Linked DNA regions of Homo sapiens: region 1 is linked to region 2. A link is an interaction called in ENCODE POLR2A ChIA-PET data of the cell type or tissue named here. Cell type or tissue: B cell. All regions are shown on one strand.

Region 1 (2,500 bases), 160 kb before region 2:
CTTTTTGGCTCTGCTTCAGTGAATCGTCAAAAGGGGGCATTACCTTCTCCTGGGTGGAGCACCAGGATGATGGTCAGCTGCTCTGCCCTGCCATTCCCACAGCCTCTCCTTTCTGCCTTCTCCTAAGCTGCCCTATTCCAGTCTCCCCAGCCTTCCCTCCCTCCTAGCCCACTCTAGTTTTTTCTGGTTCTAGTCTCTCCTATCTCATATTTTTCTGCTGCCATCCTTAGGTTGTCTCCACAGGGGTTTCTGGATAATAATGATCATAATCACTGGTGTTAATGGGTACCTACTTGATGCAAGCATGGAGCTTTTTTTTTTTCCAGACAGGGTTTTGTTCTGTCGCCCAGGCTGGAGTGCAGTGGTGTGATCCTGGCTCACTGCAGCCTCGACCTCCTGAGCTCAAGCAATACAGGCATGCATCACCAAACTCAGCTAATTTTTTTTGTATTTTTTGTAGAGATGGGGTCTTACCATGTTGCCCAGGCTGTTCTTGAACTCCTGGACTCAAGCAATCCACCCACCTTGGCCTCCCAAAATGCAGGGATTACAGGCGTGAGCCACCACACCCCGCATATATATATATTTTTTTTTTTTTTTTTTTTTTTTTTTTTTGAGACAGGGTCTCTGTTATCCAGGCTGGAGTGCAGTGGTATAATCATGACTCACTGCAGCCTTGACCTAGGGGTTGAAGCAATGCTCCTGCCTCAGCCTCCCAAGTAGCTGAGACTACAGGCACACGCCATCACACTCAATCACACTCAGCTAATTTTTTAAATTTTTTGTAGGGATGGGGTATCACTGTGTTGCCCAGGCTGGTCTTGAACTCCTGGCCTCAAGCAGTCTCCTGCCTTGGCCTCCCAAATTGCCGGGATTGTAGGAATGAGCCATGGCACTTGGCTGGGGATAGAATTTTTTTTTTTTTTTTTTTTTTTTTTGAGACAGTCTCACTCTCATTGCCCGGGCTGGAGTGCAGTGGTGCAATTTCAGCTCACTGCAACCTCTGCCTCCCAGGCTCAAGCAATTCTCCTGCCTCAGCCTACTGAGTAGCTGGGATTACAGGCGAGCGCCACCCATGCCTGGTTAATTTTTGTTTTTTTTTTGAGACAGAGTCTCGCCCTGTTGCCCAGGCTGGAGTGCAGTGGCACGATCTCAGCTCACTGCAACCTCTGCCTCCCAGGCTCAAGCAATTCTCCTGCCTCAGCCTCCTGAGTAGCTGGGACTACAAGCGCGCACAACCACCACACCTGGCTAATTTTTGTATTTTTAGTAGAGACAGGGTTTTACCATATTGGCCAGGCTGGTCTCAAACTCCTGACCTCATGATCCGCCCACCTTGGCCTCCCAAAGTGCTGGGATTACAGGCGTGAGCCTCTGCACCCGGCCTAACTTTTGTATTTTTAGTAGAAACAGGGTTTCACCATGTTGGCCAGGCTGGTCATGAGCTCCTGGCCTCAAGTGATCTGCCCGCCTCAGCCTCCCAAAGTGCTTGGATTACAGGTGTGAGCCACCATGCCTGGCCTGAGAGTTTATTATGCGCCAGGCACTAGGCTAAATGGTTTGCATTTATTTTCTCATTTTATTGAATCTACAAAATAGTCCTGTGAAGTAAACACTGTTACTGTTTTCAGCTAAGGAACTGGATTTAGAGTAGTCAAGTTTTGTACCTAAGGTACGTGGCTAATGATACAGGTCTGTTAGATTCCGTAGCCCTGATTTTAACCACCCTACTGCCTCTCAAGAATTACTAGGTATTGTTCTCATTTATAGATGATAAATCTGAGGCTCAGAAAAGTTAGGCCACTTGCCTAAGGTCCCCCAGCCAGGATTCAAACTCCAGGAGGCCTGATTCCAAACCCATGCTCTTTAGCCCTCCGCCCTACTGCCTTCTTAGACTAGCTTCTGCTTATTCTACCATTCCTGATTTCATTTGAACCACTGAGCCCTGCCCCTTTGTCTGTCTTTGGGTATCCAGACAGGTGGATGAACTGCAACAACCGCTGGAGCTTAAGCCAGAGCCAGAGCTGGAGTCATTAGAGCTGGAACTAGGGCTGGTGCCAGAGCCAGAGCTCAGCCTGGACTTAGAGCCACTGCTGAAGGCAGGGCTGGATCTGGGGCCAGAGCTAGAGTCTGTGCTGGAGTCCACTCTGGAGCCTGTGATAGAGCCCACACTATGCATGGTATCACAAACAGTGCCAGAGCCAGACCAAGGACCTGTATCACAGCCAGTGCCAGAGCCAGATTTGCCCTGTGATCTGAGACATTTGAACACTGAGCCAATGGAAAGTAAGTGATGAGATGGAGCTATGGAAGATGGCACACATTCCCTTTCCTACCTCTTCTCCCTCTCCCATTACAGAAAAAGCTGAACTCCAAGCTCCTCATTGGAGAGAGGTCCATTCTGTGATTCCTTTTTTTAGGAATTACACATGCCTTCCCCCACCTCCCTGCTCTTTCATCCCACAAGTTCCCACTCAGGCTCTTCCCAGGCCTTTCCTGC
Region 2 (2,500 bases):
GTGAGATGATTCTCTCTATTCTTCTTATATTTAGTTTAGAGGAAATCCCCCTTTTTGATTCCCTGGGATCTTTCTGGGGTAGAAATTCTTGTGAGTCTCTTTATTTTGCTGGGTCAGTAGACCTGACTTACTACGTCAGGAAGATGGTTGGGAGTCAGAGCCAAAACAGTCTCCAAGAGTGAGTGTGTGAGTATCACTGTGTGTTTTGTAGAGGAAAAGGGATTCTTAGGTTGGCATCTCAAACCTTTTTTTGTCCCTTTGAAGTAAGCACAGAGAGTGATTCATGGAGTTGAGATCAGTGAACCTCAGATCCCAGGTGATGTTTGGCAATAGCTGTGAGCAAGCTTGCCTCCTAATTTCCCATATTAAGAAGTCATGGCTGGGCGCAGTGGCTCACACCTGTAATCCCAGCACTTTGGGAGGCCGAGGTGGGTGGATCATTTGAGGTCAGGAGTTTGAGACCAGCCTGGCCAACTTGGCAAAACCCCATCTCTACTAAAATACAAAAATTAGCCGGGCATGGTGGCGGGCACCTGTAGTCTCAGCTACTTGGGAGGCTGAGGCAGGAGAATGGCTTGCACATAGGAGGCAGAGGTTGCAGCTGGCCAAGATCGCGCCAGTGCACTCCAGCCTGGGCAACAGAGCGGGACTCCCTCTCAAGAAAAAAAAAAAGGCCGGGTGTGGTGGCTCATGCCTGTAATCCCAGCACTTTGGGAGGCCGAGGCAGGTGGATCACCTGAGGTCAGGAGTTCAAGACCAGTTTGACCAATATGGTGAAACCTCGTCTCTACTTACTAAAAATACAAAAATTAGCCACGTGAGGTGGTGTGTGCCTATAGTCCCAGCTACTGGGGAGGCTGAGACAGGAGAATTGCTTGAACCTGGGAGGCAGAGGTTGCAGTGAGCCGGGATCGCGCCACTGCACTCCAGCCTAGGTGACAGAGCAAGACTCCATCTCAAAAAACAAACAAAAAAGTCACGTGCCCTCACCTCATCTGCAGACCTGAGCTATACCACTCACTAGATTATTGCCTCTTCACAAGGCGGCGTTACGATTTCCAGAATCCATCACGCATGGACCGCAATGTGGAAATGTTTATGACCATTGAGAAGTCCTTGGTGCAGGTAATAGGCATATACCCTATTTATCTCCCTTCCCTCAGTGAGAATCTAAAACACCCCTTTCCTATAATCTCATTCTATTTCTTCTCTCCACAGAATAATTGCCTGTCTCGACCTAACATTTTTCTGTGCCCAGAAATTGAGCCCAAACTACTAGGGAAATTAAAGGACATTATCAAGAGACACCAGGTAAATGGTCTGGTGAGGAGAGGTTTCAGAAACTCCATGACTGTTTTCCCAGTGTTTTCTATACCAAGCAGCAGCCCTGAATTACCATGTTTTCTGCTTCAGAGGTGGCTCTGTCTACTTGGAAAAAGACTTGAGTTAAAGCCTTGAGTCTGTCTTTTTCTGTCTGCTTCTCCCATTTTTCAGTCCTGACAGGTTTGCATTACTGTTCTAGAGACTATGTTGGCCTGGGGAAAAATAGTATCCACTTCTACTGAGCTAGAGATTGCGTGATCTCAGATAAATGAAATTCCTGCTCTTTGGAACTTTATAGTAATGAATAGATGTCATTGATAAGGATGTACAGTGGACTTTAAATTTCCCATGTATAGATTATCTGTTCAGAAGATTATTTTTGGCAATTTTTAATTCTTTGACTTTTCTCCATTATTAGCACAATCCCAGCTGTTTCCCTCTGCCACTTAGCTGGTGTGTGCTTAGAGAATACAAACTAACTTTAATACTATTATAAGCAAAATATGGTTAGGAAGGCAGCTCTGTGGCTAAACCTTGAGTAATTCAGAGGGGACCATAATTTACCCGCTTCTCCTTTTACCATCCAGGGAACAGTCACTGAGGATAAGAACAATGCCTCCCATGTTGTGTATCCTGTCCCGGGGAATCTAGAAGAAGGTGAGACCTGGGTTTTCCTGTCCACTTGAGTGGATGGTTTGGACTAGGAGGCAGAGGACTAAGATCACCATTCAGTACCTGGGCTCCTCCTCTTCTTTCAATCTTGAATCCTCTTACCACCTTAAGTTCCTATTACCAAGTCCCCTGCTACAACAGGAGAGTGCATTAGTTAGGGCTTTTGTACAGTATTTTTTTTGTGTCCCCCTTTAGCTTATATCTCTCCCTTCTCTTCCTCTATCCCCAGAGGAATGGGTACGACCAGTCATGAAGAGGGATAAGCAGGTTCTTCTGCACTGGGGCTACTATCCTGACAGGTGAGGATGGGTTCCTGGGGCAGGTTTAAGTATAAGAGCCAGACCCAGAAGCCCTAGGACATCTAGCAGAGCAAGAGGCCACTCTTTCAGAGTTATTTTTAGATCACTTAATTTGTTTTCCTCTCACCTAGTAAGTGAACCTCTGTCTTGGGGGAGGTTTGGACTTAGTGGACAAGCCTTGGGCTAAAAGGATTGAGGCTTTATGT

The links. Peaks named below come from ENCODE experiments on the same cell type or tissue, not always from the same donor. Only the 100,000 strongest peaks of a DNase experiment are listed, where the experiment ranks them.
Region 1: POLR2A ChIA-PET joins it to region 2 with 5 read pairs; 10 of 35 experiments call an interaction of 5 or more read pairs at or near these places.

Annotation. Positions count from the first base shown.
Region 1 is chr12:56,343,611-56,346,110 of GRCh38, reverse strand. It overlaps STAT2 (signal transducer and activator of transcription 2), which reads left to right. Exons shown (of 24, transcript NM_005419.4): 23 at 1,976-2,286. Among named protein-coding and RNA genes, the nearest start is that of IL23A, 6.0 kb to the right of the region's middle. In B cell, no CTCF peak of the experiment used is centred here; no DNase peak of the experiment used is centred here; H3K27ac peaks cover 474 bases.
Region 2 is chr12:56,183,655-56,186,154 of GRCh38, reverse strand. It overlaps SMARCC2 (SWI/SNF related BAF chromatin remodeling complex subunit C2), which reads left to right. Exons shown (of 29, transcript NM_001330288.2): 4 at 1,044-1,125; 5 at 1,219-1,311; 6 at 1,911-1,980; 7 at 2,225-2,294. Among named protein-coding and RNA genes, the nearest start is that of SMARCC2, 4.6 kb to the left of the region's middle. In B cell, no CTCF peak of the experiment used is centred here; no DNase peak of the experiment used is centred here.